Regions from separate parts of the Homo sapiens genome. Here region 1 is linked to region 2. A link is a loop called in an ENCODE intact Hi-C map of the cell type or tissue named here. Cell type or tissue: GM12878. All regions are shown on one strand.

The links. Hi-C counts contacts between places; a loop is a spot of excess contacts. Peaks named below come from ENCODE experiments on the same cell type or tissue, not always from the same donor. Only the 100,000 strongest peaks of a DNase experiment are listed, where the experiment ranks them.
Region 1: a loop joins it to region 2, with 7 times the contacts of the local background. A loop is called at or near these places in 2 of 110 quality-filtered maps.

The regions. Positions count from the first base shown.
Region 1 is chr14:53,179,676-53,182,175 of GRCh38, forward strand. The region is part of intron 3 of LOC105370502 (a long non-coding RNA gene); the gene reads left to right. Among named protein-coding and RNA genes, the nearest start is that of DDHD1-DT, 28 kb to the left of the region's middle. RefSeq lists an enhancer at 927-1,506. In GM12878, a CTCF peak has its summit at 1,343 (motif pointing left); a DNase peak (open chromatin) is centred at 1,206; H3K27ac peaks cover 972 bases.
Region 2 is chr14:53,107,926-53,110,425 of GRCh38, forward strand. All of the region lies in intron 1 of DDHD1 (DDHD domain containing 1), which reads right to left. Among named protein-coding and RNA genes, the nearest start is that of DDHD1, 44 kb to the right of the region's middle. RefSeq lists an enhancer at 1,091-1,390. In GM12878, no CTCF peak of the experiment used is centred here; a DNase peak (open chromatin) is centred at 1,286; H3K4me3 peaks cover 2,304 bases; H3K27ac peaks cover 2,500 bases.

The DNA of each region.
Region 1 (2,500 bases), 72 kb after region 2:
GCAACCAGCTGGCATGTTTGAGCAGACCAATTATTAGGTAATTTTCCTAACTCTGCTTCTACAAGAGTTTCCATATCATTTACTGAATACCCATTGTGTCTTTTTCCCTCAATCACCCGGGAGGGAGGAACCATCTATTGTCTTGTTCTGAAGGGAGTTCCTCCTAGGTCTGGTTGGACCTTTGTAAGGTAATTAAGATCCCTGTTAGGAAACCTGCAGGGTTAAGGGAATTTTCAGTGGTTAATGTTAAATCATCTTTTTCTAACAGAATAGCCTTATACTTTAAGGTTCTTGAGTCAGTAAGCTACCTTTTTGCTTCTTTTTTTCTTTTCTTTTTTGACTTAGGATGGTTCTGACCTGATGAGGTGTGCTCACAATGAGGTTTCCTCCAAAAGTTGTTTTTCTACTTTCTTCTGTTAGCAAAGCTGTTGCCGCTACAGATTGAATGCATTTGGGCCATCTGCGGGTTACTGGGTTAAGGATTTTTGATTAGGAAGGCTATGGGTTGTCAGTGGCCTCAGTGCTTTCGGGCTACGCCCTTGTTTACACTGACAACAAAGTGGTATTGGAGTGTTATAGGGTCATGGAGAAGACCTTCAATTATCAATTATAGGTTTTAAATTTACCCTGGCTTTTAAAGGAATAGGGTACACTGTTTTCTCTTTACTACTTCTATCTCTCTCTTTCTTTCTTTCTTTGACTTTCTGTCTCTCCCTCTCTCTCTTTGACTCCCTCTTTGTCTCTCTGTCTCTTCCTCTGTCTCTGCCTCTCTCTCTCTTCGACTCCGTCTTTGTCTCTCTCTCTTCTTCTCTCTCTCTTCCTCTCTCTCTCTCTGCCTCTCTTTTTCTCTCTCTCTTTTCTCTGTCCTCTCTGCTGGTCTTTCCCTGCCTCTGCCAGCCGCTTATGCTGCTGTTCTCCCCTCTCCTTCGCCTTCCCCTATGAGAGCAACCGGCGGGAGTGGAGCTATTCTTTCTTCCCCTGAGAAGAAAGGAAAGGGGAGTTCTGAATATTTTTCTTACTACCAGAGGTTTGTGTGAGGTTCAACCCCCTCCATGGGGATTTCTCACCTCTTTTTGAGGTTAAACCCCCCCCATGGGGATTTCTCACCTCTTTTTGAGGTTCAACCCCCCGCATGGGGATTTCTTACCTCTTTTTGAGGTTCACTCTCAGCATGGGGATTTCTCACCACTTTCTGAGGTTCAACCCCTCCTCATGGGGATTTCTCACCTCTTTTTGAGATTCAGCACCCCCCAATGGGGATTTCTCACCTCTTTTTAACCTCCAAGACATCCTGACTAAGGAGTACTTCACCGCCCCCTGCAGCTTTCTTTCCCTAGTCCCGACTAAGGAATGCTTTACTGCCCCTGCGGTTTCTCTGTCCTTGGTATGTCCTAACCAATGAATGCTTTATCGCCCCCTGGCTTTTTCCTTAGTCCTGACCACCAAAGAAATACTTTACTGGCTCCTGTGGGCTTCTCCTTCCTTGGTCTGTGCACAGAGCCATCGCGGCAGTATGTGAGGATACTTTAAGCTAGGTTGCTGGCCAGTTTCTTTCCATGTTGCTGAGAGCTCAGGTTATTCCTCACACTGGGTAGGTCTTGATTTCTCACCCCTGAGGCTGCCACAAGGGGGTGGGGCACACCTCCTCACGAGAGAGAACCAGAGACCACCCCTGGAGGGGAATGTAATCACAGGCGAGCCCCCAAATTGTTATAAGTAAAGTTTTGGTGCTGCAAAACAAATAGCACTCAAGTATAAAATTTTCTTTTTAATTATCAGCAAGGCAAGTCACTTCTATAGAAGGGTGTGCCCTTACAGATGGAGCAATGGTGAGCACACACTTGGACAAGGGAGGGGAAGGGGTTCTTATCCCTGATGCACATGGCCTCTGCTGCTGTGGCATTCCCCTGTTGGCTAGGGTTAGACCACACAGGCTAAACTAATTCCAATTGGCTAATTTAAAGAGAGTGACGGGGTAAGTGGTTTGGCGGGGAAAAATGGTTATGACAGAGTAGGTAATTGGAATGAGTCAATGTGGAGCAGGTAATCGGAATGAGTCAGGGTGGAGCAGGTAATCGGAATGAGTCAGGGTGGAGCAGGTAATCGGAATGAGTCAGGGTGGAGCAGGTAATCGGAATGAGTCAGGGTGGAGCAGGTAATCGGAATGAGTCAGGGTGGAGCAGGTAATCGGAATGAGTCAGGGTGGAGCAGGTAATCGGAATGAGTCGGTGGAGCAGGTAATCGAAAGACATTGCTTTATGAAGAAGTTAAGTTTAAAAGTAGAAGGCAAATAATTGAACATACTAACATATTGATTCTTTGAAAAGAAATTTAGAACTCATATCTAACAAAGGGACAGAGAATATTAGGATCACTGTCACCACAGACATTATCATCATGAGGAGCATTTGAAACTGCCATTGTGAAAGTATGACAGTAAGAGAAATCTGACGTAGTTAACTCCATCTTGCTTCTCACCTTTGAGTCGTCCTTGATTGTT
Region 2 (2,500 bases):
TAGCCAATCATCTATTGCCTGAGAGCACAGCGGGAGGGACAATGATCAGGATATAAACTCAGGCATTCAAGCCAGCAACAGCTACCCTCTTTGGGTCCCCTCCCTTTGTATGGGAGCTCTGTTTTCACTCTATTAAATCTTGCAACTGCACTCTTTTCTGGTCCGTGTTTGTTACGGCTCGAGCTGAGCTTTCATTCCCCATCCACCACTGCTGTTTGCCACCATCGCAGACCTGCCGCTGACTTCCATCCCTCCGGATCCGGCAGGGTGTCTGCTGTGCTCCTGATCCAGCGAGGCGCCCACTGCTCTTCCCGACTGGGCTAAAGGCTTGCCATTGTTCCTGCACAGCTAAGTGCCCGGGTTCATCCTAATTGAGCTGAACACTAGTCACTGGGTTCCAAGGTTCTCTTCCGTGACCCACGGCTTCTAATACAGCTATAACACTCACTGCATGGCCCAAGATTCCACTCCTTGGAATCCGTGAGGCCAAGAACCCCAGGTCAGAGAACGTGAGACTTGCCACAAGCTTGGAAGCAGCCCGCTGCCATCTTGGGAGCTCTGGGAGCAAGGACCCCTGGTAACAGTGCCATTGCACTCCAGCCTGGGTGACAGAGCAAGACTCTGTCTCAAAAAAACCAAAACCAAAAAACAAAAACAATTTAAAATTGCTTATTTCTGGAATTTTCCATTTAATATTTTTGGACTCTAGTTGACTGTGGCTAACTGAAACTGCAGAAAGCGAAACCACAGCTATAAAGCTGGATTACTGTAGTCTCCCGAGATGGCTTTGCCTTTCTCTTCAATTTCTTTCCTGTGTTCAATCAAATTTTGTTGCACTTCTTCCTTTTTCACTTCTTTTCATGTCAGAGTTTAGATTTCTGCTTCTAAGTTTGTGGTTTTTGTAGTATGTTCACAGATTTGTTTGAGAATATTTTATTTGGTTGGAGCACTGAGATGCCCTTTCCCTTTGCATTTGCTTTTTTGGGGAGAAGTTTTATCAACTGAAACACTTTCTTTCAAATTTTTATATTCCTCTTAAAGTAGCTTTGTGTAGCATTTGATTCATTTCTATTCTTGAGCATAGGGTTCTTGGGTTCTTAGTTTAAGAGCATTCACTTCTGCAGATTAGTAAAGAGGAGCGCCTATAATGGACGGTGTTACGGTGGAGTTGTTGGGTGGGGGTTGGGTTGCCGTGCCTTGTTTCTCTTTCATTTCTCTAGAAGCCTCAATTTTATCCCCACTTCCTTCCTTTCCTCTTGCTGCCATGCCTCCAAGAGGTGTCGTTCTTTTCTCTGTCTCTTCTAGGAGCAATGCTACTCTGAAGCTGCTGCTTGTGGCCCCTCTCACTTTCATACAGCTTCCTGTAGCTAGTTCTATAAATTACCAAGTCCTAGGCCTGTCTTTGTACCTGGCAACGCTGAGGACTTTTTCTGAGGGTGATGTTGCCTGTGGTTTATTTTAACCTCTGTTCCCTTCTCCTATTTTCTCAGTCTCTTAAGCCTTTCCTTACCCAGCTCTTCCCACTCACAGGTTTGTAGCAGCAACAGGAACCATTGTAATGTGCTATTTCCTTGTATAAAGGTAATTAAAAATTCATGGTATCATCTGTCTTGCGGTAGTGCTGAAAGTGTCAGTTATGTATGGTTTCTGTGTATATATATGTGTGTGTGCATGTGTGTGTGGAGTCCTTTTGTTCTTACAGCTTTTGGGGAGGACATGCGGAGAGATTTAGATTTGGACAGTTGCCATTATCTTCCAGACCCAGAAGCTCATCTCATTTAACAATAATCTTAAAAGGCTATCATTCTCCCAACTTTACAAATGAATAAGCTAAGTCTTAGTGAAACTAAATAATTTGCTTAAAGGCACATAGCTACTAGTAATGTGAGAACCAAGATTCCAACCAAAGTTTGAGTTCAAAGTTCATTCAAGCTCTTTCTACTACATAATACAACCTATACTCTCAAATACAAAATGCATTTTCAGCTCTCATTTAGTTCTCACCTCCCAAGCAGTAGAGGTTCTTTACTGGTGTTCAACCACAAATAGTCATGAAACCCTTAGCTTCCTGGAAAAAAATTGAACAAAACAAAACACACACCCATTTTTCCACCTGCATTCCCTATCACAGTGAATGGAAAGCTGACAGTATTTAGGTGGCTACCCAAGGCAGAAACCTGGGAGTCATCCAAGATGCTGCCTCCTCAAGTACTTCTTACAACTGGACACTAAATGCTGTTTATTCCATCTCCTAAATCACTCTCAAATTCATCCCTTGTTTATCAGGCCTACAGTCATTATTTGAGTTCACACTAATCATTTCTTGTTTTATTTCAGAAGCCTCCTACGTAAACTCAGTATCCCTAGTTTCAACTCTACAACACTCTCACCACCATTACCCAATGCCTACTCACAAGCAAGTGTATATGTAAGTACATGCACATACATTCAGATTCCCTTCATTTACTCTCTCCTCCTTAAAACCCAGAATGTGTTGTGC